Linked DNA regions of Homo sapiens: region 1 is linked to region 2. A link is a loop called in an ENCODE intact Hi-C map of the cell type or tissue named here. Cell type or tissue: natural killer cell. All regions are shown on one strand. Each heading gives the region's core, and the rest is flanking DNA. Links, peaks and the distances in the headings are about the cores only. Region 1 has its middle 15 kb from the start of LINC03063. Region 2 has its middle 65 kb from the start of PIRAT1.

What was found. Hi-C counts contacts between places; a loop is a spot of excess contacts. Peaks named below come from ENCODE experiments on the same cell type or tissue, not always from the same donor. Only the 100,000 strongest peaks of a DNase experiment are listed, where the experiment ranks them.
Region 1: it touches region 2 in a loop (13-fold over the local background); 3 of 110 quality-filtered maps call a loop at or near these places.

What each region holds. Positions count from the first base shown.
Region 1 is chr2:37,539,180-37,554,872 of GRCh38, forward strand. No RefSeq gene overlaps it. Among named protein-coding and RNA genes, the nearest start is that of LINC03063, 15 kb to the right of the region's middle. In natural killer cell, for the core only: a CTCF peak has its summit at 7,311 (motif pointing right); a DNase peak (open chromatin) is centred at 7,382.
Region 2 is chr2:37,802,869-37,818,561 of GRCh38, forward strand. It overlaps the pseudogene LOC344382. Among named protein-coding and RNA genes, the nearest start is that of PIRAT1, 65 kb to the right of the region's middle. In natural killer cell, for the core only: no CTCF peak of the experiment used is centred there; a DNase peak (open chromatin) is centred at 6,763.

The DNA of each region.
Region 1 (15,693 bases), core at 6,357-8,856, 260 kb before region 2:
TTTAATTATAGCTCCCATAATTCCCAGATGTCATGGGAGGGACTCGGTGGGAGGTAATTGGATCATGGGGGTGGGTTTTCCCCATGCTGTTCTCCTGATAGGGAATAACTGTCCCAATAACTGATGGTTTTATAAAAGGGCAGCTCCCCTGCACACGCTCTCTTGCTGGCCACCGTGTAAGACATGACTTTGCTCCTCACTTGCCTTCTGCCATGATTGTGAGACCTCCCCAGTCATGTGGAACTGTGAGTCAATTAAACCTCTTTCCTTTATAAATTACCCAGTGTCGGATATGTCTTCATTAGCAGTGCGAGAACAGACTAATACACCTGGGAAGTTACAGGACATTAATTTTGTTCTATGTAAGAATTTCTAAAAATCAGAGCTTTCTAAAATGAACAATCTCAGGAGGTAGTGAGCTTTCTATTATTATATTAAGCATTATCTAAATACCACTTGACAGGGATGTTGTCGAGGAGTTTCAATGATAGGATGGATTGTAAATCATGAGTTGAACTTTAAATATCTTTTTCAATCTTTTTGTTCTTTTACTCCAGAGAATAACACAGAATAGCTAACTACTTTAGGCCATACTTACAATTTGGAAGGTTGGTGGGATCAACACTGATTAAAGTTCTGATTCTCAGCTTATTATGGAGTCTCACTCTGTCGCCAGGCTGGAGTGCAGTGGCATGATCTCGGCTCGCTGCAACCTCCACCTCCTGGGTTCAAGTGATTCTCTTGCCTCAGCCTCCTGAGTAGCTGGGATTACAGGTGCTTGCCACCACATCCAGCTAATTTTTGTATTTTTAGTAGAGACGAGGTTTCACCATGTTGGCCAGGATGGTCTCGATCTCTTGACCTCGTGATCTGCCTGCCTCAGACTCCCAAAGTGCTGGGGTTACAGGTGTGACCCACCATGCCCAGCCGATTCTCAGCTTTTTATCTTTTCAGTTAAGAAAAAACAATATTTGCTGTTTTTCTTATTTGGTAAAAAGCCTTACAATATTTTGATTAGCTAGAATGTATATGTATTTATTTTTAATAGGCAATACTTTTTTTTCAGGAAGTACGCTCACTTAGGTCTACTTTTTAGAGCATCATTTTACTAACATCAAGGCATTCTGGAAACTAGTTCATAGTCAAAAGTTTTTATTGGACAAAGCCTCAAAACCAAGGTAATTTGATGGTTTCAGGAAGAACACTGAGAATTATTTTTCTTCCAATATATACTATTGGTATTTCAATACTAATTCTTATGAAGCAGAGTATGATTAATATTCCATTTGGATTTTTTGAACCTGAAAAGTTATTTCAAAGGTTAATTGGAATAACCAACTAGAGACAATAAACAAACTTTTTGAAAATGGAGAGTTTATAGCCCTATTTATTTTATTAAAATTCTCTAATAATTAAAACAGTATAAGGCCAGTATAAAGTAAATTGAAAGATGGACAGGAAAGAATAGCTAGCTCCCTTTTGTCTGTTATGCAAAAGAGCTGAATATATTCTTAAGGAAACATCACAAATCATAAAGGCGAAGAGGACTTATTTGTAAATGCTACTTGCATACACCTACTACATTGCTAAAAATACAAGAAAGTAGAAAAAAAAGATTCAGATCTGCATTTCATACCATGTCTCAAAATACAGCCTATGTGAATTCATTATTACTTTAAAAACTGTAACAAATCTAGACTAGAATATTTTAAATCTGAGGATTAGGACAGCTTTTAAATTAAAAAGTCATAGAAGAGATAACATAGGAAAAGAAAAATGTTTTCATTATGTAGAAATATAAAACATAAACAGCTTATGCAATTAAGAGGAAAAACTGGTAAAAATAATTGGCAATATGTGTGACAAATAAGTGCTTAATTTCTTTACCAAATAGAGGTCATTTAAATTCATAAGAAAAATTGCTAAAACTAACTAGACAGAAGGCATAAACACACAATTTGCAAAAGAGAAAAATCAAATGGCAAATAAACATGGAAAAATGTTCAGCCTCATTAAGTGATAAGAATTAAAATGAGGTATAATTTTACCTTCCAAATTATCAAAGATTTAATCATTTTGAAGACTAATGATACCGATGAGAGAGAAAGCAGAGGAAAGCAGTTTGGTAATATTTGTCAGGAGCTTTAAAATGTCAGTATCCGTTGGCCCTGTAATTTGATTTCCAGAAATTATCCTGAGAAAATAATACAAAGCAAGCAAATGTTTTGCATTTTTTGCAGAATATTGGCAATCATAAAAAAATTACAAACGACTAAGAAATTAGGCAATAGTTGAATAAATTATAGCATCTCTACATCAAGGAATATTATGCCAATACGATTCTTTCTGTGAGCAGTTTTTAATAATATGGGAAAATGCTTATATTGTAAGGCTAAGCAAAAGGATAATATTATGTAAGTATTTGCAATATGCTTTACAAAAAAGACTAGAGGGAGAGTCATCAAAATATTATCAAAAAATTGTCGTCAGTGCCAGAGACAATATCGCTCTACTTTGGACCATGTTGGATAAACCCAGCCAAATCCTTATTCTCTGGCTCTGTTTTCTCTCGACACCATGTGGCTTGCCACCCTTCTGTTAACTCATAATTTCCTCCATCAGATGATAATAAATTTAATTTGATCGCCTCTTTCTTTCCATTAGTGATATCAGCAGGTAACCTTGATTATGTGTGAGACATTTTGGCTTCTTAATCAGTTTTGAGACTCTCTTTAGATTTTTTTAAAAAAACACATTTGCAAACTTTATTTGGATGAAGTTCTTCAGCAGATTACATTTTATTTTTAAGTTGGTTCTACTAGCTTTAGTTTTACAGACTATCACCCTCTCGATTGTTCCCCAAATTCTGGGGTTGTATTTATTTGGAGAAAATATATTGCTTTGTGCTGACTACACCACCTGTTATCTCTTGTTCCCCCTACTCACCCACACAAGCTTGATTTTTCCTTGTATTGGCTATCATGTTGAATTTGGCTATTTGGAGGGCTACAAGTGTGGGAGGAAATTTTCAAGCAATATGACCTAGTTTAGAAATCTGACTTTCCAATCAGAAAGGCAGGTGGGAAGATACCCTTGCTGTTTGCTCATGACATGCCATGGAATACATCACTTATCTTTTCCAAGACATTTCCTCTCCTAAGTGACATAGGTAGGGATCATGGATACATAAGACCTGCCTCTATTTCCCTGATCCTAATAGGAAAGAGGTTAGTTTGGCATGTCTTTTTCTTCGGAAACTCTTGCTGATTTCTGGCACTGTGTCCTTTCTGAGTGCTCATAAACTTCTGTTTATGGATCCTGTTTACTAACATTTACCAGGTTAGTTACTAAGATGCAATAGTACTTTTTCCTTGTTTTTGAAAGTCAGGACATCTGCTCATCTTCGCTTTGTTCTTCATGTCTTACTCTTCAGGATTTCTCAGGGTTATCAAAATCACACCTGAGTGTTATTTTAGCCTACTGAAATGGAATTAACCTGGGTGTAGAAAACTGATTCCATTTAGCATGATTAGGTGCTTCCTTTCAAATTTACCTTGCATCTAGGTCTTCAGTTCCCTACTAATTATGTTTGTTCGCTCTGTCAGATGGAAGATCATTCTTGATGGAAAAGATAAAGCCAAAGTGAATGAAGTAATTGTCTTCTTACGTAATCTGTTTACATTAAAATATATTCTCTAGTAGATTGAAGACCTATTATGTTCTTCTTAATCTAAACATAGTTTGACGTTTTCTAGAACTCTTAGCTACTTAATGCTTCTCAGAGATTTGTGACAACTTTTTTCTGTGACCTTAGACAATTTACTTAACCTTGATTTTCTTATCTTTAAGAAGGAAATAATAATAGTGTTTTACATAATCAAGTGATTATGAAGAATGAATGAGTCAATATTTGTGAAAGGCTTTGAGAGTAAGCACCACCTATTTGTTAAATGATTATTCTTAAAAAAATAATATCTGTGTTCCTTAGAGAACCCTTGTCTCCATTTTGTATATACCATCTCTTATGTTCAGTCATTATAATTATCATAATGGAATGATCAGAATTTATTTCTTCATTAGTGAATGCTATAGAGTAGCCTCAGGTGTTTATGAAGCACATAAAATGTATTTAATCGTTTGGTGCATTCCTCAGTAAACTCTTTAAATTGTTTAATCACTTTAATTGTAGCTCACTAAATCCTCAATGGTGTTTATGAATTATAACTTTTGAAAATGTTTTTATAATCTTCATTTGGTCTGGCTTTTGAATACATTGTCTTAAAATTTTTTTTTTAAATAAGTGATACCATTCTCATTCTTAGAGAAAACAATAATGTTTAGTATAAGGCTTTTAAAAATCTTCCCCACTGATATATATTTGAATTGTAACAGAATGATTTCACTTTTATTCCCTAGGTTGTATATGATTTATAGCCCTTATTTACAAAGTGATTAGTAAGTTTATGTGCTAGAAAGTTCTGATTTTTTCTGATTAAGTAATATCAATCAATTTCAACTTTTATGTGAAGCATATTTCTTGTCTGACTTTCAGAAACTGTTTATGTGTTCCAAACTTTCATTCTTCTATGCTAGTTTTCCAACCCTGATTAAATAACTTTATTTAATAACCAGCTTTGGTCCCTTTATTATCAACTTAGAAAAATAAGCTAAAATGTATATATTTAGCATTTATATATTTATAATGTAATACCTACATGTCTAAATACAGAAATACACATTTTGTCTCTTTTTCCTTTACAGGATATGTAAAACTCAATGCTTGTTCTATAGAAGAATGCATAAAATTTTTAGTGATTTAGAAAATGTATGTTTTCTTGAAGCCCTTCAGGTAGAATTTGGCCAAATAAAGAATAGAGTATCACATAAACTACTTAGGAAATGAATCATTCGGCTCTATAAAAGTAAGGGAGATATGTCTAATTCTAGTCAGGATGATGACATGGGGCAAAATGTGCCTCTTTCTGCTGTCATTTCAAACCCATCCGAGTGAGCCAGAAAGGGAAGTGTTAACCGCACTTAATACTTAATGCTGACTGCATGCTCATGGTCTCTATGGAGAATTCCTGCAAAAGCGATCCAGGAGCACATTTAAAGTCCTCCTTTTCTTGCTCTATTCTACCTCTCTAGTCTTATGTTCTGAGACCTCCCTGCAGGGGCCTGACATTTTGGCTAAATTATTTCCTACTTTCTAAATCTATTCCCATGCCTGCTGCTATCCATAACTTAATCAACAATGAAGCTTTACTAACTAGCACACTAATGTCAAAATTTTTTTTTAATTGGTGAAACTGGTGACTTGTTAATTAGCATAACAAATGATGGAAAAGGGGGCTTACTGGTGAAATTAAAAGTATTCAATATATGTAGATTGGCTAAAATACTTTAAAGACACTGTCTCTACCCTTGCATGAATAGAGTTTCAGAATCTGGCAAGGTTTGTCCTGTCCCCTTTGAGATGGTGCCAAAGGCTTGCTCCATAATTGTTTCTGTATCCAGCCATTGGTTTCAGATAGGGTTTCTCAACCTCAGCACTATTGACATTTTGGGCAAGATAATCGTTTGTTGCAAGGGTGTTGTCCTGTGCCTTGTAGGATGTTTAACAGCATTTCTGGCCTCTACCCACTATACACCAGTAGCATACTGCCTTTTTCTCCCCATGACAATGAAAAATGTTTCCAGACATTGCCAAATATCCCCTGGGAGCAAAGTCACCCCAGTTGAAAACCACTTGTTTAAGAGGATTTCTGCTTGAATAATCCTGACTAGAAGAAATAGAATCCTGCCTAGGGTGTGTGGCCATCTTCCTGCAGGAATGTGTCACACAGGGATGGAGAACCTAAAGGATAGCTGTCACTTCCCAAGTTGCAGAGTAGGTCATCTGATTAGTTTGTGTCTGCTATATTTATGGATTCTTATGTAGACCATCTCTGTCTGGCATACTAGATCTGAGCCTTGATTTAATTATAACCTACTAGTGAGGTTGATGGTAGCTAGCCAACCCTCTCCACCACAGACTTCTTTGGTGGCTTCTGTGATTTACCATAAAAAAAAAAAAAACTAAGAGTGTGGACCAAATTGGCTTTGGCTGATTCACCAAAGACTCAATATCCACACAAGAAGTAGACAGGCACTACTTTATTGGAAAGAAATCTTAGTGGAGGTATGCTGGGCCATGGAGAGCCAATCCATGATGTGTTGAGATTTAGTAAACCCCATTCTCACCCACAAGAAGTAAAGGCAGTACAAGGGGACTCCCAGTGGTTTCCTCCAGACCAGGGACTGCACCAATCCAAACTTCGTAGACTCTGCAGATTTGGTAACTTTCCAACTGTATTAGTCCATTTTCATGCTGCTGATAAAGACATACCCCAGCCTGGAAAATTTACAAAAGAAAGAGGTTTATTGGACTTACAATTCCATGTGGCTGAGACGGCCTCACAATCATGGTGGAATGTGAAAGGCACATCTCACATGGTAGCAGACAAGTGAAAAGAGAGCTTGTGTAGGGGAACTCCTCTTTTTTTTTTTTTTTTTGAGACAGAGTCTTGCTCTGTCGCCCAGGCTAGAGTGCAGCGGCACGATCTCAGCTCACTGCAAGCTTCGTGGGAACTCCTCTTTTTAAAACCATCAGATCTCTTGAGACTTATTCACTGTCATGAGAGTAGCATGGGAAAGACTTGCCTCCATGATTCAATTACCTCCCATTGGTTCCTTCCCACAACATGTGGGAATTCAAGATGAGATTTGGGTGGGGACACAGCCAAACCATAACATTCCACCCCTGGCCTCTCCCAAATCTCATGTCCTCACATTTTAAAACCATTCATGCCTTCCCAACAGTCCCCCAAATTCTTAACTCATTTTAGTATTAACTCAAAAGTCCACAGTTCAAAGTCTCATCCGAGACAAGGCAAGTCCCTTCCACCTGTGAGTCTGTTAACTCAAATGCAAGTTAGTTACTTCCTAGATACAATGGGGGTATGGGCATTGGATAAATACAGCCATTCTAAATAGGAGACATTGGCCAAAACAAAGGGGCCACAGGCCCCATGCAAGTCTGAAATCCAGCAGGACAGTCAAACCTTAAAGCCCCAAAATGATGTCGTTTGACTCCATGTCTCACATCCAGGTTAAGCTGGTGCAAGAGGTGGGTTCCCATGGTCTTGGGCAGCTCCACTCCTGTGGCTTTGCAGGGTACAGCCTCCCTCCCTGCGGCTTTCTTGGGCTGGCATTGAGTGTCTGCGGCTTTTCCTGGCACATGGTGCAAGCTTTCGTGGATCTACCATTCTGGGGTCTGGAGGACAGTGGCCCACTTCTCACAGCTCCACTAGGTGGTGCCCCAGTAGGGACTCTGTATGGGGACTCCAACCCGACATTTCCCTTCTGTACTGCCCTAGCAGAGGTTCTCCATGACAGCCTTGCCCCTGCAGCAAACTTCTGCCTGGGCATCCAGGTGTTTCCATACGTCTTCTGAAATCTAGGTGGAGGTTCTCAAACCTCAGTTCTTGACTTCTGTGTACCTGCAGGCTCAACACCACATGGAAGCTGCCAATGCTTGGGGCTTCCACCCTCTGAAGCAACAGCCCAAGTTGTACCTTGGGCCGTTTTAGCCATAACTGGGGTGGCTGGGATGCAGGGCATCAAGTCCCTAGACTACACAAAACAGAAGGACCCTGGGCCTGGCCCATGAAACCATATTTTCCTCCTAAACCTCCAGGCGTGTGATGGGAGGGGCTGCCGCAAAGGTCTCCGACATGCCTTGGAGGCCTTTTTTCCATTGTCTCAGTGATTAACATTCAGCTCCTTGTTACTTATGCAAATTTCTGCAGCTGGCTTGAATTTCTCCTCAGAAAATGGGATTTTCTTTTCTATTGCATTGTCAGGCTGCAAATTTTCCAAACTTTTATGCTCTGTTTCCCTTTTAAAACTGAATGCCCTCAACAGCACCTAAGTCACCTCTTGAGTGCTTTGCTCCTTTGTAGGGACATGGATGAAATTGGAAATCATCATTCTCAGTAAACTATCACAAGAACAAAAAACCAAACACCGCATATTCTCACTCATAGGTGGGAATTGAACAATGAGGTCACATGGACACAGGAAGGGGAATATCACACTCTGGGGACTGTTGTGGGGTGGGGGGAGGGGGGAGGGATAGCATCGGGAGATATACCTAATGCTAGATGAGGAGTTAGTGGGTGCAGCGCACCAGCATGGCACATGTATACATATGTAACTAACCTGCACAATGTGCACATGTACCCTAAAACTTAAAGTATAATAAAAAAAAAAAAAAAAAGAAATTTCTTCCACTAGATACCCTAAATCATCTCTCTCAAGTTCATAAGTTCCACAAATCTCTAGGGCGGAGCAAAACGCCACCAGTCTCTTTGCTAAAACATAACAATAGTCACTTTTGCTCCAGTTCCTAATAAGTTCCTCATCTCCATCTGAGGCCACCTCAGCCTGAACCTTATTGTTCATATCACTATCAGCATTTTTGTCAAAGCTGTTCAACGAGTCTCTAGGAAGTTCCAAACTTTCCCACATTTTCCTGTCTTCTGAGCCCTCCAAACTGTTCCAGTCTCTGCCTGTTACCCAGTTCCAAAGTCACTCCCACATTTTTGGGCATCTTTTCAGCAGTGCCCCACTCTACTGGTACCAATTTACCATTTTAGTCCGTTTTCATGCTGCTGATAAAGACATTCCCGAGACTGGCAATTTACAAAAGAAGGAGATTTATTGGACTTATGGTTCCATGTGGCTGGGAAGGCCTCACAGTCATGGTGGAAGGTGAAAGACACGTTTCACATGGCAGCAGACAAGAGAAAAGAGAGCTTGTGCAGAGGAACTCCTCTTTTTAAAACCATCAGATCTCATGAGACTTATTCACTATCATGAGAATAGCATGGGAAAGGCTTGCCCCCATGATTCAATTACCTCCCACCAAGTCCCTCCCACAACACGTGGGAATTCAAGATGAGATTTGGGTGGGGACACAGCCAAACCATATCACCAATACTAGTTAATGGAAAGGACCTGTGTCTTTGAACAGGGCAAAGGGTTCTGGGAGCCAGTTGGCTGCGATTTGTAACCAGGAACAAGAGGAAAAGAATCCAAGGGAGAAGAGCTGCTGGGGCAGCAACAGAGAACTGAGCCCAGCTGAGAAAGGAAAAAATGCCAGAGTCCTCCTGTGCCTCCCCTCTAATTCTCCTCTGCCACACTTGGGATGGGCTCAGTATCTCCAAGTTCAGTGCTCAAGCAGACTGAGATGCCAGTTTCCAGTTCTGGCAGGTTCTCCCAGTCCAAACCCCCATCACATTTCCTGGGTGATGAAGGCTGAAGGACAAGGGAGGGGACAGCCTCAGCACTTCCCCCAAGCCATCTGCCACTTGCTCGAGCTTCTCTCATTATCTGCTGGGTAGAGATGAGGGGCAAACTGAGGTGGGGCCGATCTGCCTCTCTGTATACCCTAGAGGATGAATCTGGACCTTCAAAGTTGATTGTTCTCTGTAGAAAGTAAGGTCGTTAGCACTTCTTGGTACTTACTCAGCTTTAGGCCTAAGTTATGGATTTTAAAATAGCAGTTACATCCCATTCAACATCCTATTACAAAAATATCAGAGCAAAAGCTGAAATTCTCCTTCTTCACACATACTCCCCAATCTTACCTCCTTTACTTAACTTTCTTTTCTAAAAAGCTTTGAAAGAACTAAACAATGCAGAAAGTAACATAGCAGGCACTGTTGTACCAATTACCCACTACTACTCAGAATGACCAAATGTAGCATATTTTCCCATTTTCTCCCAATGTTCAAAATAAAAGGAATATAACATTATAGAGAAAGTTGAAATCTCTTTGTTCATCCCAAACCGCGTCATATACCTCTTCCTGAAGGTAATTACTGTCATGAAGTTGCTATGTATCCTTTATTTTTTTAACTATGCATTAATTAACCAGCAAACCGTACATATCATTTATTTATATAAGTTATATGCTATGTGTTTTGTTCTGCAAATTTATTTTTACTCGTTGCCATGCTTTTGAGATCTTTGTTAATTAAAAAACCTCATTCATTTTAACTTCTATGTAGTAATCTATTGTATTAATATTCCAAATTTTGTTTAAGTGTTCCCTTTTGATGGACAATTAGATTATTTGTAATTATCATTGTTACTGTTATAAGCAAAGGTACAGTGAACATATTTATCTACATGACCCTGAACACACATGCGAGATTTCCTCTAGGACATACAGCTAAAAGAGAAATTATTTGGCCAGATACATGGCCAATTGATTTCTATATTTCAGTAGAAAACTTGTCTTGAATAGGAGTTGTGTGTGTGTGTGTCCTATTTCCACATGACCCATCTGGGTCCCCTGTGGTGAATAAGGTCTCCCACTGGTGACTTGAGGTTCTCCTGCAGATCCTATTTGTGAGCCATTGGGCATCTTAGCTCAATTCATGGTGGGCTGACTGTCCATGTTTCCTTCAGCCACCCTGGACGGCAGCTGTGTGCCGGGTGAGTTAGAGGATGAATTGCAGCTCTATAATGATCTGTTTTCATTATCAGAGGAGTCCTTCTCAACTCTCGTTTCTCGCTGACTGCTTCTCCTTTCCATAGCCTGACTTGAGTTCTTGCCTGCTTTGACCATGAGAACTGAAAATTGAGGACTAGTAAGTATAAGCCCTTCCTGGGGCTCCTATCACATGGCATGTGCCCATTGGAATGGTAAAATTGAGGACAAATGTAAAACAAAACAAAACAACAAAACAAAACAAAACAAAACCTTTCTCCAGCACTAACAGCTGGTGGGCTTAAGAATTATTCAGGTTAAGTTGAATTGACTTCAAGTTTGAGCTGACTTGGTCTGTGAAGTTGTATGGACTTCTAATCACCAGAAATCCTCAGCTCTGCCTCAGTCTAAAATTACCGAGTCCCTTCCTTTGAGTCAAGAAGATAAGTCAAACTATTCTAGAAAAGCCACCATCCCTCTAGGACCTCATGTATTAATGTAGGGTATGGGCTGGGCTGCTGACTCAAACAATATATTCCTCTCCTGTGCAATAAGGCAAGTGGAAGCTTTTCCCCATGGGTTAATCCAGTCACATAATTTCTTCTATTGCATCCTCCCCTCACCACCTCTGTGGAGCACCAAGTCTCTATTCCAGCTCACACACACAGGAAATGGCAAAAAAAGAAGTGGGGAGTGAAAGCTTTCTTTGAAAAATGAGATGTGAAAGTTGCACATATCTCTTCTGCTTCTATCTGTTTGCCAAAATTTAGTTATAAGGCCACCCCTTCATGCAAGGGATGCTGTGAAATGTACATTTAGCTGGGTAGCAACTGTCCTGCTAAAATCCAGTGGGAAGAGTGCTCCCTTATTAAAACGAAGAAGGGGAAAACGTATCTTGGGAATATTTAGCAATCTCTGCCTCATCTGGCACTATATTTTGATACCTGCACAGGTAAGAAAAATCCACTCACGTAATACGAAGTCAAACCATAACCTATCTACATATTTAGATCTATCTATCTACAACTATCTATAGTTCATCAATTCTAACACACGTTTTACACCATAGCAGCTCAGCTCTCAAACTGGAATGTCTCTTCACAGTTGATGGTGTCTTATGGTCTCTGCCAGCCAGAAAGCAGTAATGGTGTGGTTGTCATTGCCTGCACATTCATAAACTTAGCCATTTAAAGGATAAGCTCTCCACAGGTGCGAAAAAACCCCAAACATTTAAGACCATTTGAGAAAGGAATGTGAGTGTTGGCCTTGCCTTGTAATCTTCTGTTGACACCTGAAAAAAATCAAGGATGTTCCAGCATCAAAAGTTGCAGAATGGGTGTCAGCTTCTTGGAAGAAAATTCCAGAGAAAAGAGAGGAATCCTCAGAAGAAATGCATCACCAATGCTCTTGATAGCATGAGGAACAGAAATACACAGAAAAATTATAAACTTTAATGATTCTGAGTTGAAAAATAAATTATAAGACTTTGAATGTAGATATGTAGAATTCTCTATTTAGTGTATGTTTTAGCATGATATATGCTAAAAGTCTATTCTAAATAAGCCCAAAAGAGCTTTAAGCAATATGAAAACATCGAGGCTATCAAAATATTATCCCAAACTTGGAAATAGACAAGAGAGATTTATTTTTAGTGCAGTGCTAGGTTTGATTTTCTATTTGGCTATTTTATAATTTTATAGAGGTAGAGTTTAGATTGTAGATTTAGTCCAGTAGAAATGCAAATCATTTCTATCCCATGAAATGGATAAGCCCAATGATATGGCTATAGCTTTGTCTGATATTAATCAGATTTTTGCTTTGTTTTCTTCAAATTTAACCCAACAATCTAGTAAATCACCTATATATACACCCAACTTCTCAAATCCCATTTGGACTCGTTTAATATTATGCTTGTTCTCTTAATAATTAGCAAGTTGAATAAAATCTTTGATGTGCTTACTTTAAGTTTGCATGAGAGTTTTCTTCTTCCTTTAACAAATCATAGGACACTTGGCAGCATTTCTTTAGTGATGCAGAAAATAATGGCATGACTTGCAATTGATGGCATGCTAAGTTCGATGGATTATGGTATTGCTGCTGCCTCAATTTCTATTTCATCAGCAAGCTAGTGAAAAGGAAATTAGGGTGACCAAATCACAAATGTTGTAGGCATGACATCTCAAAATGTTTTGATGAAGCTTTAGTCTGGAAACACTCTGCAATAGGCATATGTCATTATTTTGCCTGCTCAGCATCAGAAATGCATTCCTTTGTTTCGGGAATTTCCTATCTGTGATATCTTATGGCACATTGAGATGCTTTCCCACTGCTGAAGCTAACCGTGGCAGATACTTGCTTCCCCAGCCTCCTTTGAAGCTGAGACATAGATATGTTTACACCATCCTGGACTATAAATTAGAAACTGGTGCCTCAGTCAAGCAGGTTCTTCAGGGAATCCTCTCTAGGGGTGGCACTAGCTGTCACAGACAGAGTTCTTAGGGTGGCCATCGCTGAAGCGGGAGCACTGGGCAAGTGCCTAGGGTGGGTAGTGGAGGCAGCATCAGTTTTTGGCCTGAGTTGATCTGAGTCCTCTGAGGTTGTGTGGCCTCTCAATTTGCTTCTCCAGCTACCTTGTAAATGCTGTGAGCCACTCAATCTCCTTTAATAGCTTCTCAATCTTCTTTAATCAGTGAGAGTCATTTGCATGAAACAGAAAACACCAATGGAACAGATATTGAGACTCGGAGAGTCGACAGGAAGCAGTGCTTCATGAGTAAATTTGGTTTTCTACCTGCCCAGTTGTTTTGATGACTCACACTAATTGTATTTGAGATGACAGATATTTTAAAATTTAATGTAGATAAAGGAGCCCAAAGACCTAGAGAGATAGGAATGTTGTAGAGAATTTATCATGGCAACCTGTTTTGCTATTCCCCAACTATGGCCCTCAAGCTGGCCTGCAAGGCACTCCCTTTGCCAAAGCTTTGAGGGCCATCCTAGAACCTTTAAAAAACACTGCAGCGGGGGAATCAGAGATAGTTAATGTAGCCTGGTTGGGGCTAAAGACAGTGAAAAAACACTGGTTTCCTAGAGTTTTCTCCTGGTTCTCTAACTCTTCCTCTCCTTGATAATTGCTCTCTGGAGGCTGGTGATACAGGTGAAAGATGCTATCTTTGAAATGGCTTCTTGGTCTCAAAAGGGATATCAGGATCCCCATGGTACTGGCCTTGAACTAACGGATGATTCCTGGGGACTTGGAATGCTGCTGTACTTCCCTTAGTCAAGGAGTAAGGATTTCTTTGGTTGTGTAATAAGTGGAATTTTTAGTCAAGTGCACCCCATAGTAGGCACAGGGGAGGGGAGAAGGGGAGAGTCTAGTTCTTTAGGGTATAACTGGATTAGGAGTAGTCAACATCTGGCAGAATTTCTACATCAGCTCCCTGACCTATGGTAAGAGCCACTATGGTAGGAAGGGCCAATGAAAAACCTCTGAAACTCCTCCACAGAAAAATTATAAATCAAAAGGGATATTGGACCCCTAGGGAAATAGCATGAGTTTACGTGGTTGTCCAGCCTTCCCGACAATTCTTAAGCTGCCCGGTATCCTTTTTAAAAATTCTTGTTCTGCTGAAATCCTCTGAAGCCAGTTTCATTTGCAGTGCCCTGATACTGCTATATGATTATTTTGCCAATGAATTGTATAATTAAACATAAGAAAAAAAGAAGTTTTATTCTTGGCAGTTGTTATATCAAAGTTAGGTAACTTCACTTTGAACAGAGAAAACTAGCTCCTGTGATAAAATAGTCATGAGCTTCTGCAGGCACTTAGCAGTTTAAGAAGTAGCCAAGAGACGGATTGGACACCACCAACATATTTTACTTATTTGAACAATATGTGTGCACACCCACTTATTGGACCACAGGCAAAAGCCCTGAGGTTTGGTCAAAATCAGAATGCTACATTATGATGGAACAAGAATCTGGGGAAACATAAACAAATCCAAAATCTCTAGGATTGCCCGACTACAAACAAATACTCGAGCTTTACGCTGCCACTCCTGGAAAAATAATAACTGGCTTCTAATAGGCAAATAGTTCTAGGAAGAACAGACATTTGGAAGACACAATTTGCAGAGAGACCAGCAGGCATATATTTAGGGAACCATAAAAGCCTCTCTATAATAAATGCAGTTTAATTTTTTCAAAAGGCAAAATCAAATTATGCTAAAAGAATTAAGATAAAGTCTCTTGCTGCAGAAAAGACACTGTTTATCTTTGCTTGTATGATATTAATTTATATATTCCTGGGTAAAAGCAAAAATTGAGCTACAGAGGTTTTTGGTTAGTTTCTTTGGCTTGTTCGTTTGTTTTAAATCAGTCACCAGCAATTATAGATTCTTTCATATTCACACATTTGTTCATCCAACAGTTTTTTTCAGTGCCTGTCTGTGCTGGGCTCAGGGAAAGCGTGGGATAGGCTGGCATATGAGAAAAACATGGTAAATTTGGGCAACTAAAAGCAGCCGTTGGAGCACAGGAAACATAAAGGGCTACAGATAAGCAAGGATCAGATGATAAAATCCTTTGAGATGGCATTAGAGAAACCTGACATTATACAGTGCACAATGGAAAGACATTACAATCCTTTAATTAAGACATGGATGCAATCAGGTTTGGCTTTTAGAAAGATCACAGCTGCCACATGGAGAATGCCACATGGAGAACTGGAGGGTTCAGGAGTAGGTGCACCCATGTTGCAGGAGCTTAGGAGAAGGAATGGAGGCAATAATTGGAAGGATTCAAGACAAATGTAGGCAGTGAAATTAACAGGAATTTGTTAAGTAAGTATGTGTGTATGGGGGGAGGTATGAGGCCAGATTCTGACTTGAGAAATAAGATTGTTGGTGGTACCAATCTCAATTATAAATTACACAAGAAAAACAGAGTTGGGAGTGGTGTAAATGATGAGTTTGGTGTGTTTTATTCCAAGTGCTTGTGGCACATGAAGGTTGAAATATCCAAAAGGCTGCTGGATACATAAATCACAAAGAAGAGATCTGAGCTGAAGACATGGCCTCTGAAATCATCAGCATCATCCCACTAGTGGCTGAAACCAAGGGTTGATGGGAGAATAGCAAAGCACATAGAAGAGG
Region 2 (15,693 bases), core at 5,774-8,273:
TTTTCCTCCACCTCCACCCATTACCAAGTACTTTCTCCTATACATACTTCTATTACAGCAATGATAATACTGCAAATACATTCACAAGAAGGAAAAAAAAATCTCAAGCCAATTAGCAAGTGACTAGAGTCTGAGGGAAGTCCACAGTGGAGATGAGTAAGAGGCCTTGTAATGCAGAAGAGCCAAACAGGGATTAAGGGATAATGCTGTAAAAAAGCAAAATAAATAACCAGGGCAGGCTCTGTTGAATCTTACAGAGATGGCCTTCTAGGTTAAACATTTTTTGAAGTACAGACATGCAATGCTTAACAAGGAGGATATGTTCTGAGAAATGCATTGTTAGATGATTTAATCATTGTGTAAACACCATAGAGGGTACTTGCATGTACTGAATGTACTGAATACTGTAGGCAGTTGTAATGCAATGATAAGCATTCATATATCTAAACATGGAAAAGTACAGTAAAAATACAGTATTTTTTACTGGGACAACCTTCCAATATGCAGTCTTTTGTTGACCAAAATGGTGTTATGTGGCTAATGAATGCCCACTTAACTGGAAAATACAAATATTCCAGGACTGAAAAAACTATGTCTCTGAGAACCTCTTTCCCTCCTCTACCATATATAGGTCCTCAGGGATGCACTCAGAGCTTTGGCTAAGGAAAGGGGTGCTTACCAGGGTGGCCACATGCATCCTGGACATCAAAGGGATGACATTGGTCACAGCCAGTTGCCTCGTTCCCAAAGATTCCAGAAGGACATTGGCATTGTGGCAAAAGAGCAGCAATGCCAGTGTTCCCACTGGGCATGTCAAGTTGATTTAGAATTAGGCTGAGGAAAGGGGACACTTCGGCCTAGTCCAGGAGACCATGGGGTGTTATTTCCTAGCTTGTTCTTAATTTCTCAGCTGAAGGTAGTGTAATAGACACTGATTATTTGTGGCCACCTAATATCTCTGAACTCCCTCCTCTTTTTCTTTTGTGTAACAGCTTTATTGAGATGTAATTCACATACCACACAATTCACCCATATAAAGTGTACAATGCAATGGCTTTTAGTATATTCACAAAATTTTGCAACCATTACATCAATCAATATTTTCATTATCCCAAAAGGAAATCTTTTTTTTTTATTACACTTTAAGTTTTAGGGTACATGGGCACAATGTGCAGGTTTGTTACATATGTATACATGTGCCATGCTGGTGTGCTGCACCCATTAACTCGTCATTTAACATTAGGTGTATCTCCTAATGCTATCCTTCCTCCTTCCCCTGACCCCACAACAGGCCCCGGATTGTGATGTTCCCCTTCCTGTGTCCATGTATTCTCATTGTTCAATTCCCACCTATGAGTGAGAACATGCGGTGTTTGGTTTTTTGTCCTTGCAATAGTTTGCTGAGAATCATGGTTTCCAGTTTCATCCATGTCCCTACAAAGGACATGAACTCATCAGTTTTTATGGCTGCATAGTATTCCATGGTGTATATGTGCCACATTTTCTTAATCCAGTCTATCGTTGTTGGACATTTGGGTTGGTTCCAAGTCTTTGCTATTGTGAATAGTGCCGCAATAAACATACGTGTGCATGTGTCTTTATAGCAGCATGATTTATAATCCTTTGGGTATATACCCAGTAATGGGATGGCTGGGCGAAATGGTATTTCTAGTTCTAGATCCCTGAGGAATCAACCACACTGACTTCCACAATGGTTGAACTAGTTTACAGTCCCACCAACAATGTAAAAGTGTTCTTATTTCTCCACATCCTCTCCAGCACCTGTTGTTTCCTGACTTTTTAATGATCGCCATTCTAACTGGTGTGAGATGGTGTCTCATTGTGGTTTTGATTTGCATTTCTCTGATGGCCAGTGATGATGAGCATTTTTTCATGTGTCTTTTGGTTGCATAAATGTCTTCTTTTGAGAAGTATCTGTTCATGTCCTTTGCCCACTTTTTGATGGGGTTGTTTGTTTTTTCTTGTAAATTTGTTTGAGTTCATTGTAGATTCTCGGTGTTAGCCCTTTGTCAGATGAGTAGGTGGCGAAAATTTTCTCCGATTTGGTAGGTTGCCTGTTCACCCTGATGGTGGTTTCTTTTGCTGTGCAGAAGGTCTTTAGTTTAATTAGATCCCGTTTGTCAATTTTGGCTTTTGTTGCCATTGCTTTTGGTGTTTTAGACACGAAGTCCTTGCCCATGCCTATGTCCTGAATGGTATTGCCTAGGTTTTCTTCTAGGGTTATTATGGTTTTAGGTCTAACATGTAAGTCTTTAATCCATCTTGAATTAATTTTTGTATAAGGTGTAAGGAAGGGATCCAGTTTCAGCTTTCTACATATGGCTAGCCAGTTTTCCCAGCACCATTTATTAAATAGGGAATCTTTTCCCCATTGCTTGTTTTTCTCAGGTTTGTCAAAGATCAGATGGTTGTAGATATGCGGCATCATTTCTGAGGGCTCTGTTCTGTTCCATTGATCTATATCTCTGGTTTGGTACCAGTACCATGCTGTTTTGGTTACTGTAGCCTTGTAGTATAATTTGAAGTCAGGCAGCGTGGTGCCTCCAGCTTTGTTCTTTTGGCTTAGGATTGACTTGGTGACACAGGCTCTTTTTTGCTTCCATACGAACTTTAAAGTAGTTTCTTCCAATTCTGTGAAGAAAGTCATTGGTAGCTTGATGGGGATGGCATTGAATCTATAAATTACCTTGGGCAGTATGGCCATTTTCACGATATTGATTCTTCCTACCCATGAGCATGGAATGTTCTTCCATTTGTTTGTGTCCTCTTTTATTTCATTGAGCAGTGGTTTGTAGTTCTCCTCGAAGAGGTCCTTCACATCCCTTGTAAGTTGGATTCCCGGGTATTTTATTCTCTTTGAAGCAATTGTGAATGGGAGTTCCCTCATGATTTGGCTCTCTGTTTGTCTGTTATTGGTGTATAAGAATGCTTGTGATTTTTGTACATTGATTTTGTATCCTGAGATTTTGCTGAAGTTGCTTATCAGCTTAAGGAGATTTTGTGCTGAGACGATGGGGTTTTCTAAATATACAATCATGTCATCTGCAAACAGGGACAATTTGACTTCCTCTTTTCCTAATTGAATACCCTTTATTTCCTTCTCCTGCCTAATTTCCCTGGCCAGAACTTCCAACACTATGTTGAATAGGAGCGGTGAGAGAGGGCATCCCTGTCTTGTGCCAGTTTTCAAAGGGAATGCTTCCAGTTTTTGCCCCCAAAAGGAAATCTTGGACCCATTAACCATCATCTCCCAAACCTCCCACCACTGTCCAGCCCTAGGCAACTGATGTGGTTTGGCTGTGTCCCCACCCAAATCTCATCTTGACTTCCAACATGCTGTGGGAGGGACCCGGTGGGAGGTGACTGAATCATGGGGGCAGGTGTTTCCCATGCTGTTCTCATGATAGTGAATAAGTCTCATGAGAACTGATGGTTTTAAAAATGGGAGTTTCTCTGCACAAGCTCTCTCTTTTTGCCTGCTGTCATCCACATAAGATGTGACTTGCTCCTCCTTGCCTTCCATCATGATTGTGAGGCCTCCCCAGCTACGTGGAACTGAGTCCAATTAAACTTCTTTCTTTTGTAAATGGCCCAGTCTCAGGTATGTCTTTGTCAGCAGCGTGAAAATGGACTAATACGACAACCATCTGTTCATTAATCTTCTGTCTCTATATGTTTTCCTATTATAGACTGTTAAAGGCTGAATTGTGTCCCCCTGATATTCATATGTTGTGGTTCTATTTGTATTTGAAGACAGGGTCTTGAAAGAGGTAATTAAGTAATAATGAGGTCACCAAAGTGGGCTCTAATCCAATACAATTGGTTCCTTAAAAGAAGAGATTATGGCACAGGCACAGAGAGAAGACCATGTGAAGACACAGGGAGAAGATGGGATCCCCAAGCCACGAAGAGCAGCTTCAGAATGAAACCAACCCTGCTGGTGTCTTGATCTCAGATTTCTAGCCTCCAGAACTGTGAGAAAATCCGTGTCTGTTGTTTAAGCCATCAAGTCTATGGTACTTTGTTGTGGCAGCCCTAGAAAAAGAATACATTTCAAAGAAATGAAATCATACAATATCTGATCCATTGTGATGGGCTTCTTTTACCTACCATAATGTTTTCCAGGTTCACCTATATTGTAGCATACATCAGTACTTCATTCCTTTTATGACCAAATAATCTTCCGTTGTATAGATATACACATTTTGTTGATCCATTAGTTAGCTGAGGGACATTTGGATTGTTTACATTTTTTAGCTATTTTGCAGAATGTTGCTATGAATATTGATGTAAAAGATTTTGTGTGGACTTACATTTTCAATTCTCTTGACTATATATCTAGGAGTGCAATTGCTGGGTAACTCTATGCTTCACCTTTTGCAGAACTGCCAGATTGTTGTCCAAAGTGGCTGCACCATATTACATTTCCAGCAATTCATGAGAGTTCCACTTTTTCCACATCTTCACCAACACTTGCTGTTATCTGTCTTTTTTATTATAGCCATCCTAGTGGATTCATAATGGTATCTCAGTGCAGTTTTGATTTGCATTTCCCTAATGGCTAATGATGTTAAGCATCTTTCATGTGTTATTGACCATTTGTATATCTTTTTTGGAGAAATGTATATTCTGATCTTTTGCTTATTTTTAATTCAGTTATTTTTCTTTTCGTTATTGAGTTGTAAGATTCCTTTATAGGCAAGAAATGCAAGTCTCTTATCATATATATGATTTTCAAAGCTTTTCTCCATTCTGTGAGTTGTCTTTTCATTTTCTTGATGGTATTCTTTGAAGCATAAATGGTTTTAATTTTAATGATATCTTCTCTACCTTTTAGTAATATCCCATATGATAAGTTGCACCTTCCCAAGGTAGAAGCTAGAAATCTTCCACACCGAAACTCTTTTGTAGCTAGGGTAACCTAGATTCCACCAATCAGATCTACCCATGATAGTCTTAGATTTTGGAAATTAGCAACCCAAGGAATTGGCTGCATGGAGAGAAATTGATATGATGATGGAGGCCTCTAGATCTTCAAGATCAGAATAGGGAGAAGCTGCTGGTATCCATCCTGGTTTCCTCATTGATACAAAGCAATAGTGGCAAAGGAAAATTTGCTCAAGAAGCTCCTGTTGTGTGTCCACGATTGTTCCTGAATGGCTCAGAGCCTACTGTCTGCCCCTCCTTGATTTTCTGTGATCTACCTAATATTCTTGAATAAACCCCCTTCCTGATTAAACTAATCAGAATGGATTCTTTTGTTGGCAACTCAGAACCTTGACCATTAAATACCCAGTCTTATCAGAATAAGGGAATTCTAGGATTTCAGGAACTATAGACCTTGCTACTTCAGCAAAAGTAAACTGCTTTATGTCTTTTAAAAAGTGACCTAACCCTTATATGTTATCAAGTAGGCCCTGTTTTCCTACAACTGTACTTTTAAAAACTTTTCACAAGATACTTAAGAAAAATATAATCCTTAATATAAATTCAAAATAACCTGTCAAAGACTTTCAAACAGCGTAGTTTTCCTTGATGGTAGGTGATATGGGTTGGCTGTGTCCCCACCCAAATCTCATCTTGAATTCCCAGGTGTTGTGGGAGGGACCCGGTGGGAGGCAATTGAATCACAGAGGGCAGGTCTTTCCTGTGCTATTCTCCTGATAGTGAATAAGTCTCACGAGATCTGATGATTATATAAGGGAGAGTTTCCCTGCACAAGCTCTCTCTCTTTTTGCCTGCTGGCATCTATGTAAGATGTGACTTGCTCTTCTTTGCCTTCTGCCATGATTGTGAGGCCTCCCCAGCCACGTGGAACTGTAAGTCCAATTAAACCTCTTTTGTAAATTGCCCAATCTCAGGTATGTCTCTATCAGCAGCATGAAAACGGACTAATACAGTAGGTTTCCAGGAGTGAAGTGAATCTGCTTGGTTTATCAACACACTTAACTCACTTCATGATCAGTGGTCAGGATTTGCAGGTGGTTGCACAGATGAGCCCAGGTGTCGAAACAGAACACAGGTGCTGGCCACGTGGAGATTAGCTATGAGCATTGATATTTCTGGTTTTGTGCTTAAGTTGCTCCACAATAACCAACAAATGAGAACGACCTTTCCTCTGAAGGAGAATGAACAACAAATTGGGGAAAAGGAAAGATTACCATGCTTCCTTAAGAGTTGCTAAATCAATAGCAACTAGAATTAAGAATGAGAGATACTCTCTCCTTGATTCAGGGCCCCATCTGGATTCCTAAGCCAGTTCTATAGGCAAAGTTCTGAGAGTCACTTACAGTGAATTCATGACTTCTTAAAAGCTTATTTCAGCCTAGCTATACCGTTCCAAATTTACCAGATATTTTTCCAATACTGTGTTGAACTGATTAATTGGACTTACATAAGGGAAGCCACATTACTGGGCAATGGCATGTTCAAAAAAGCAAGACATTAAGGAGATTAAGAAAGATTTTTGCAAACTCAAGGCCACCAATGCTTATTCCAAACTTTAAATCTTTAGAGATCAAAAGTCCTGCTACAGGATAAAGCATACCAAAGCCATAGAGAAACGTTAGTTTTGGCAAGATGAGCAAAGAGAAGTGGAAAGAAAGGAAGCAAACAAAATACAAAGAGGAAATTCTACCTTGACTCTCTTCACAGAAGTTTTGTTTAAAAACAGCAAACAATCAGTCAGCAGTCTTTTCATATCATCAAAAAAATAACTAAAAGAAAGATACTTGGAATGAGCGACCCCTGCAGGCTCTGCTCTTTTCAACATGTGAAACTCTGAGGTTAAAAGGTTTTATGGAATTTAATCCCTTTGGAAGTTAAGAGAAGAGCCAGAGTCATGTTCTCAACTTCAGGAGTTGGCTGGCTGGTTGTTTCATTCTAGATAAGAAATCCACTCACCCTGCATAGATATGGATATTCCATTAGGTCAAACCCCATCCCTGGAATATAACAATTCAATCCAGTGGCCTTTAATAAAGGTACCAAGTCCAACACTCCAACAAGAGAGTTAAGAAGTCATTCAGCTGTGTTTGTCTAACAGAAATAGCAGAAATACAGTTCAAATCCTTTCCAAAAGTTGTCAATTTCATTGACTTTAAAAAATAAAACCCTATTGGTCTACAGAACAATAATGCTATTTGCAAAGTTTAATCCAGTATAAGAACATTTCTTCCTTCCCTAACACGTAAGTGCTCAGCAATGATAAACACATGGGGATAGAGTAGAAAACCTCCCCCTTTTCATGCCTCTCCACTTCAAATGTACTGGCCTCAGAACTAGTAAACTCAAATCCACAGTGAGAATTCTTTTTTCTAGCAGAACTCATGTGAGTAGGGTGAATAATGGAAAGTATGTTTCATAGTAAAAGCTCCACAAATCTGCCCTGTACAGCCAGTGTAAGCCCAACTGCAACATTTGGCCTGCACTCAAAGAAAGAACAAAATCCAACTGCAGCCCGTACTTGGGTACACCTGAATTTATGGCTCATTTCTCTGCTTGCTCCATGCTCCATGGGACTGATCTGAGTAAGTTTCATTTTCATTGAAAGAAACCCAACTCCAGGCCACAAAAATCAATAAGAGCCCTGTACTCAGTTTGGCTGCAAAGCTAGAAAACAAGGTGAGAAATGGTCCCTATGTTAATAAAAGGAAATAGAGTACATATACATACACTCATCCACATACAGACGATTGAACTCACTTCCAGATGGGCTGCCAGAGGAAGCTGATTGTACCCAAGCTGGCAGAGGGCACAGAAAGTGATTAGTTGTCAGAAACATAACAGTGAGGCCCTCTCTCCCTTGCCCAAAAATATGAAGAAAGACCAGCAACATTAATGTGAATGAGATCTGATTGTATCACTAAGGGCAGCAATTTCTATCTTTTGCTGAGGTCTGAGTGACTTGGTAGGTCATTCAAAAAAAAAAAATATATATATATATATATATATATATATATATATATATCTATCTGCCGGGCGCAGTGACTCACACCTGTAATCCCAGCACCTTGGGAGGCCGAGATGGGCGGATCACGAGGTCAGAAGATCGAGACCATCCTGGCTAACACAGTGAAACCCCGTCTCTACTAAAAAATACAAAAAATTATCCGGGCGTGGTGGCGGGCACCTGTAGTCCCAGCTACGTGGGAGGCTGAGGCAGGAGAATGGTGTGAACCCGGGAGGCCGGAGCTTGCAGTGAGCCGAGATCTCGCCACTGCACTCCAGCTTGGGCGACAGAGCGAGACTCCATCTCAAAAAGAAAAAATGTATATATATATATATATATATATTAGACTTCAGAGATACAAGTGCCATTTTGTTATGTGGATATGTTGCATGGTGGTGAAGTCTGGACTTCTGGAGTAACCAACATCTGAATAGTGTATATTGTATCCATTAAGTAATTTTTCATCCTTCACCTCCCTCTCACACTCCCACCCTTCCAAATCTCCAGTATCTGTTTTTCTACTCTCTATGTCCATGTGTACACATTATTTGGATCCCACTTATAAATGAGAACATGTGGTATTTGTCTTTCTGTGTCTTAATTGTTTCACTTAGGATAATGGCCTCCAGTTCCATCCATGTTGCTGCAAAAGACATGATTTCATTCTTTTTTATGGCTGAGTAGTATTCCATAGTGCATATATATATATATATATATACATATATATATATATATATATACACACACACATATCTGTATATCCCACATTTTCTACATCCAATCATCCATTGATGGACACTTAGGTTGATTCCATATCTTTGTTATTGTGAATAGTGCTGTGGTAAACATGCAAGTGCAGGTATTTTTTGGATATAATGATTTCTTTTCATATGGGTAGATACCCAGTACTGGGACTGCTAGATTGAATGGTTCTTTGAGAAATATCCGTACTGTTTTCCATGGAAATTGTACGAATTTACATTTTCACCAAACAGGGTAGCACAAGGGAGAGGGTAAGAAAGGAGTATTAAAATTTTCACCTGTTATCGGTGAAAGGAGAACCCCTGTCCTAAGGACTCAAATCTAGGTTCTTTCTCTGGAGAATATTTCAGAAGTCTTCTAGCAAATCTAGGTAATCTAGGTGGTATGTGTGTAAGTGCATGTGGGGCAGGGTGTGTGGATGTTTACTGTGAATATCCCAGGGAGTTAAGCCTGCAATTGAGGAATATTTCACTCTCGGAAAACAAGCACAAAGAGATCCTCACTTTATATTAAATTTGCCTTGTGGATTTCTCAATGTTAATAGAGCAATCTCTATTCACATGGGCAAAGAAAAACCTTGTTCTGGGTATAGTATAAATATTCTTATAAAGAGAATTTCCAGGAGCTCAGATTAATCCTTCATATCTGTCCCTGTAGATTTAAGCAAATAAGCCTTCATCCACATGCCAATATCTCACTGGAGCAGTTCTGAGCAGAGCTGACTTCTGGTTGCCCTCCTCTTTGGAAAACTCTACGAATCCACAGAGGGGGTCATTTTGACCCTCTGCAGTCCTCGGAAAGCTGCTGAGGGTGGCTTTTCTGTCTGAAGTGTGAAGGCAGGAGAATACCCCTATCAGAGTAAGAGCAGAGCTCTTACCACAAAATAGGCACAGTGTTAAACTCTCAACATTTGTCATCACATTGCATCTTCACAAGTGTTGAAGAAAATTCAGTTATTTTTCATATTTTGTAGATGAGAAAACAGACGCAAGAGGGCAGTGGCTTGCCCTAGCCTGTGTAGCTTAGGCATCTGCTGCTGAGCCCCTGTTCTTAAACACATAGTTCTCTGCCTTAGGAAGGGTTTCCATTGCCAACCTTGTTCTTTGCAATTCTTGTGCTAGGTAACTGACATCTCTAGAATGACCAATTCCATATAGCAAAAACTTTAGCAAGATGTGTGATGTAGCTTGCTCAGAACTGTCAAAGCCTTTCTTTCTTCATGCTGTTCCTGACATATATATTCCCAACACACATGTTCCTGTCAATATACTCCTGATATATATAATGTAGCAGAACTATTTTTCCTGCCTAACTGACCACCTGCTACCCAAAGGTTGTTTATACAGACATCTACTTCTACCTCTGCGACATGGTGGTAACAGCACAGACTTTCAAGGTGGTTCTGAGTGTGAATCCCGGCCACTGATGTATTACCTTGAGTTCAAGATGTAATAGGACCAAGGCCCAGCCAGCACTGAGGCACAGGACATGAGAGTGCATTTCAGGTCTGTGAGGCTGCAGACAAAGCAGTGCATCCTATTGCAGAGCTGGCTCACCCTGAGGTGTGACTGTGTGAAAACTAAAAGCCATGAGCCAATCATTGTAGGTCAGGCCATGGAGGGTGTTATGTCCACTAAGCTGAACCTATGGAGCGTCATGGTGCCCTGAATACTGCTGTGAAAGCATCCTGCGCCACCAGCACCTGGGATCACTGCCAGAGAAGAGGCCTCTGCCGCCATGCTCTTTGGCAGCAGTTCCAGTGTGGAGCTTTGCCTCCCATTCCCCCTACCTCCCACTGGCATCATCCCTCTATTGCCCATGCCTACTAGATGACTTACTTCGGAACCTCCTCTAGTCCCGCCATCCTGTGCTGGGGCTGAGTGATGGAATTAGAAGTGCTTTAATGAGAAGAGACCTGGATGCAACTCTGGTTCTGAAGAATTCCAGCACTGGGGCAAGATGGTGCGCTTGTACCTAAGGATGCTGGAGAAACAGGGAACTGGACTCTGCCTGCTTCTGTGCCTTGGGCTCAGCCTTCCCCAGGCACCGTCTACTCAGCCATCAGTACCCCTCTGTTGTGAGGAGTGTCTGAGATCGGCCTGCACTGGACATTTGCAAGCATCTGGATCCCTGGACTGCTAATAGAAAGAGGTTGGTCTTTTGAAGAAGGTTCAATTTGACTTCTGGACTCATGGCTATTTTCAGAAAGTGTGTTTTCTGGAACTTCATTCTAGGGATTAAAGGAGACAAATTACCTCAGTTTTAAAACCTGCTTAATTAATGTGCTCTAAATCTGGAAATGATTCAAATGTTTGTCAGTTGGTGATTGGAAAAACAAACCGTGGGAAAACCATACAATGAAATACTTACCAATATAAAGGAATGAACTATTTTTATTATATGTAATAGCATGAATAAATCTCAAAATAATGCTGAGTGAAGAAGTCAGATGAAAAAGGGGCCATACTGCATGATTCCAATCATATAAAAATTTAGAAAATACAGCCCATAGTGACAGAAAGCATGTGAGTGGTTGTCTGAGGTTGAGGGTATGGGTCAGGGAGAGGTGAAAGGGAAGGATCAAAAAGGGTCGTCAGAAAACCTTTGGGGTGACTGATATGTGCATTTTTGATTGTGGTGATGGTTTCATTGGTATGTACATATGTAAAATCATCAAATTGTACGTGTTGAACATATGTAATCTATTGTACATCAATAACATGTCAATAAACCTGCAAAAAAGATAATATATACAAGATACTTAGCAGTGTGCCTGGCATGCAGTCTGTGCTTGATAAATAGGAGTTATGTTGCTGTTTTCACACTCGGCTTCACTGTCACCTACTTTAGTGAGAACAGGAGCTAAAGACATGGAGACCCCGATCCTATGATGTGTCTCAAATGGACTCTGCCCAAAAGCTGAGGGAGGCTCTGTGTGCATCAGAACTAGAGCCAGTACGGAAAGAGATTCAGAAATTGGTTTAGGAACCCCTTCCAACCAAAGTGACACTTCCCAAAAAAACATGTTATAATATCAGTGTTATAGGAGAAAAACCTTCTTGAAATATATTTCCGATAATGCCTGTAATTCTGAAAGCACATTTTGGCCTGCTTTCTCACCTTGTCCAGACTGAAGAATTGTTTCAGTTTAGTATCAATCAGCCCCTTGATTCTAAAATGCCATTGCCCAGGTATAGACAGCTCACCCCATGGCATGAGGACTCTTCCTCGTGGATTTCTGCAACCCTGGGCTCTAGGTTTGGTTGGGTACTGCGATCAAGCTTCCCCCACAGTCTTAGTTCATCTCTGCTGTGTTCAACAAACATTCATTTCAAGGAATATCCACTCTCCTTCATAAATGTTGAAAATTTCATAATCTCCCCTGGCCATCCTGTCATTGCTCATATGTGAATTAGGTGATTGCTTCTTTGGAGGGTTTGAGAGAGTCCAGGAAGACCACCTTGATATGACAAAATTCCCACTGCACCCCAAGTGATTCCTTTTCCAATTAAATATTAACTTAAAAAAACACAAGCATGCCTTAGGTAAAGGAGGTAAATAGTGAGTAAATAGTTTATTTCTAGAGAGGAAAAAAGGAAGAATAATAATGTTGGATCAAAGGATAAAACATCAACAAGGGGGAATTTTTCTGAAAGATAAGTCTCACCAACTTTACCATTTGGGGGCCAGTGCCTTCCACTCCCTTTCAAAGGCCTAGCATTGGTAGCCTTTGCATTTGTGTCAGCAAAACCCAGAGAGGGTGTTTCAGCATGCTCTGAGGATCAGGCACCCAACACTCTTTTTTTTTTTTTTTTTTTGAGACGGAGTCTGGCTCTTTCGCCCAGGCTGGAGTGCAGTGGCGCAATCTCGGCTCACTGCAAGCTCCGCCTCCCAGGTTCACGCCATTCTCCTGCCTCAGCCTCCCGAGTAGCTGGGACTACAGGCGCCCGCCACTATGCCCGGCTAATTTTTTGTATTTTTAGTGGAAATGGGGTTTCACCATGTTAGCCAGGATGGTCTCAATCTCCTGACCTCGTGATCCGCCCGCCTCGGCCTTCCAAAGTGCTGGGATTACAGGCGTGGGCCACCGCGCCCGGCCCAACACTCTTAAGAAAAATCTGTTGTCAAAGCCCTGTATAAAAAGGGAAATTTCAGCTGCTATTTTAATTAGGTGAAAGCCAATTTGAGACTTCAATAATTTGACACTTTCTGATTTTCTTGGCCCCTGACTTCAGTCTCTTGGTTACTGGACAAACTATGTTTGGTTGGTTGGTTTGGTTTTTTGTTGTTTTGTTACTTTTCTGAGCCTCTATCTATCTGCCCTCTAATCACACAAGAGCTGTAGTATTTAATGTAGTTTCATACAGAAGTATCATAAAACTGATCAGAGAAGGTGTAGTTATAAAAACTGAAACCTGAAACAGTGAGGAGTCCTATGCCTGGGTTCATGGCGTCAGGCCAGAGAGATGGGAGTCCGCTGGCTTCTCGGCCTCTGATGGCAATGTTGCTTTTTCTTCTAGGCCAGGCGCCTGACTCAGGAACTTCACCTACAACTGCATGTCACACTTGGAATCAGTGCCTATTCAGACTCCAGGAAGTCTTAGATGAGGATGAGGGATTGACCTGTCTCCAGGAGGGGCCATACCACATACACCTCTGTCCGCGGCTTCTGGTGATTCAGGAAGCCAGAGGTCAGGGAAGGGAGTGTATACAGGAGAAGTGGCCCCGAAGCCTGCGTTAGTCAGGTGATTGATGGCTGACCCTGGGCAAAAGGGTGAAGCCAGCAAAATGCAGCTTTTATTCTACAAACATTCATTGAGCAACTATTGTACACCAAGCGCTATAATAATCTGTGGGAAAATATTGGCAAACAGGAAACAAGAACTTACTGTTCAGTGGGAGATAGAGACTTAATTCAAATATCAGACTCTAAGCAATGGGTCTCCCTGCCATGAGGGCCCCCCTTCTCCCTGTGATCAGACTTCTGAGCGCATTTTTGTTCTTTACGGATAGCGTCCTGTTTCTCCCAAATCCTTTTTTCTCTGGCATCCCTGTTCCCGCAGTACTTTAAAATATTCAGTTTCTCCCTTTCCCTCCCTGGTCGACTGTTACTTGCCCATGTCAGACTCCCTGACCCCTCCGTCACCCCTTCCTAACCTCAGTGCCACCAGATTGTCCTCCTTTTCCTGTTTTGCAGCCCAGCCCTAGTGTCAGGGCGGGGGCCTGGAGGAGCCCAAGGTGCTGCAGCAGAAGAGAGAAAAGAGAACGACAACACTCAGCTCGCCAGTCTGGTCGCTGGGTTCACTGCCACCATGGCAATGAGACAGACGCTGCTCACCTACTTTGGCCACACGTGGCCCATGGTTGATTTGGCCTTCAGTGGCATCACGACTTATGGGTATTTCTTAACCAGCGCTTACAAAGATGGTAAACCTATGCTACGCCAGGGAGATACAGGAGACTGGATTGGAACATTTTGGGGTCATAAAGGTGCTGTTTGGGGTGCAACACTGAATGCCACCAAAGCAGCAACAGCAGCTGCAGATTTCACAGCCAAAGTGTGGGATGCTGTCTTAGGAGATGAATTGATGACCTTGGCTCATAAATACATTGTCAAGACTGTGTATTTCATGCAGGATAGTAATTATTTGTTAACCAAGGGACAGGATAAACTGTTACGCATGTATGACTTGAACAAACCCAAAGCAAGACCTAAGGAAATTAGTGGTCACACTTCTGGTATAAAAAAAAGGCTCCTATGGTGCAGTGAGGATAAACAGATTCTTTCTGCTGATGACAAAACTGCTCGACTTTGGGATCATGCTACTATGACAGAAGTGAAATCTCTAAATTTTAATATGTCTGTTAGTAGTACAAAATACATTCCTGAGGGAGAGATTTTGGTTATAACTTATGGACTATCTATTGCTTTTCATAGTGCAGTAAGTTTGGACCCAATTACATCCTTTGAAGCTCCTGCAACCATCAATTCTGCATCTCTTCATCCTGAGAAAGAATTTCTTGTTGCAGGTGGTGAAGATTTTAAACTTTATAAGTATTTTAACCATGGAGAAGAATTCGAATCCTACAAGGGATACTTTGGTCCTATTCACTGTGTGAGATTTAGTCGTGATGGAGAACTCTATGCCAGTGGTTCTGAAGATGGAACATTGAGACTAGGGCAAACTGTGGTAGGAAAAACATACGGCCTTTGGAAATGTGTGCTTCCTGAAGAAGAGAGTGGTGAGCTGGCAAAGCCAAAGATTGGCTTTCCAGAGACAACAGAAGAGGAGCTAGAAGAAATTGTTTCAGAGGATTCAGATTGCATCTATTCTTCAACTCCTGATGTTAAGGCCTGAGGGTCAATCATATGCTGCAGTTAGTATCCAACTGATGGACTAAAACGAGCAAGCAGAGAAAAGCATCAGCCTTCCAGAGTTACTCTCTGCTTAAGGCAGAAAGAGCAGTAAATAATGGGGAAAATGAATTAGCTCCAGTGCTGGAACAACTAACTTGGTGTTACCTGTAAGTGAAAACTCAAGAGTATCAGATGAAGAGAGGTAGAGTTATCCTCTTGTAGTACAGTGGCCTGTTATCTTTTTAATGAATATATACAAGCCAACATCCAATTTCTCTTATTACAGTTAGGGTTCTTGTAGCTGTTTATGTTATTATGGAGAAGAAAAATATATTGGCTTATTTTTCTGACTTTTTTCCTTAAAGCAGAATGCCTTTGTTTGTTTGCTTTAGTTGTAAAAAAGAGGGAATACATGATAAAGTAACTGGTTTGATTTCTCTTTCATTGTACACTGCTTCTGAACATTTAATTGTTTTTAGTTGTCTAAATGAAATGCCTCTAAAACAAAAAAAAATCTCCATTTACTGGGGAAAAGAAATCTATTGAGTGATCACTCACAAATCCCATGTTACTTTTTTTCAAAGACATTTGCTTTTTAAGA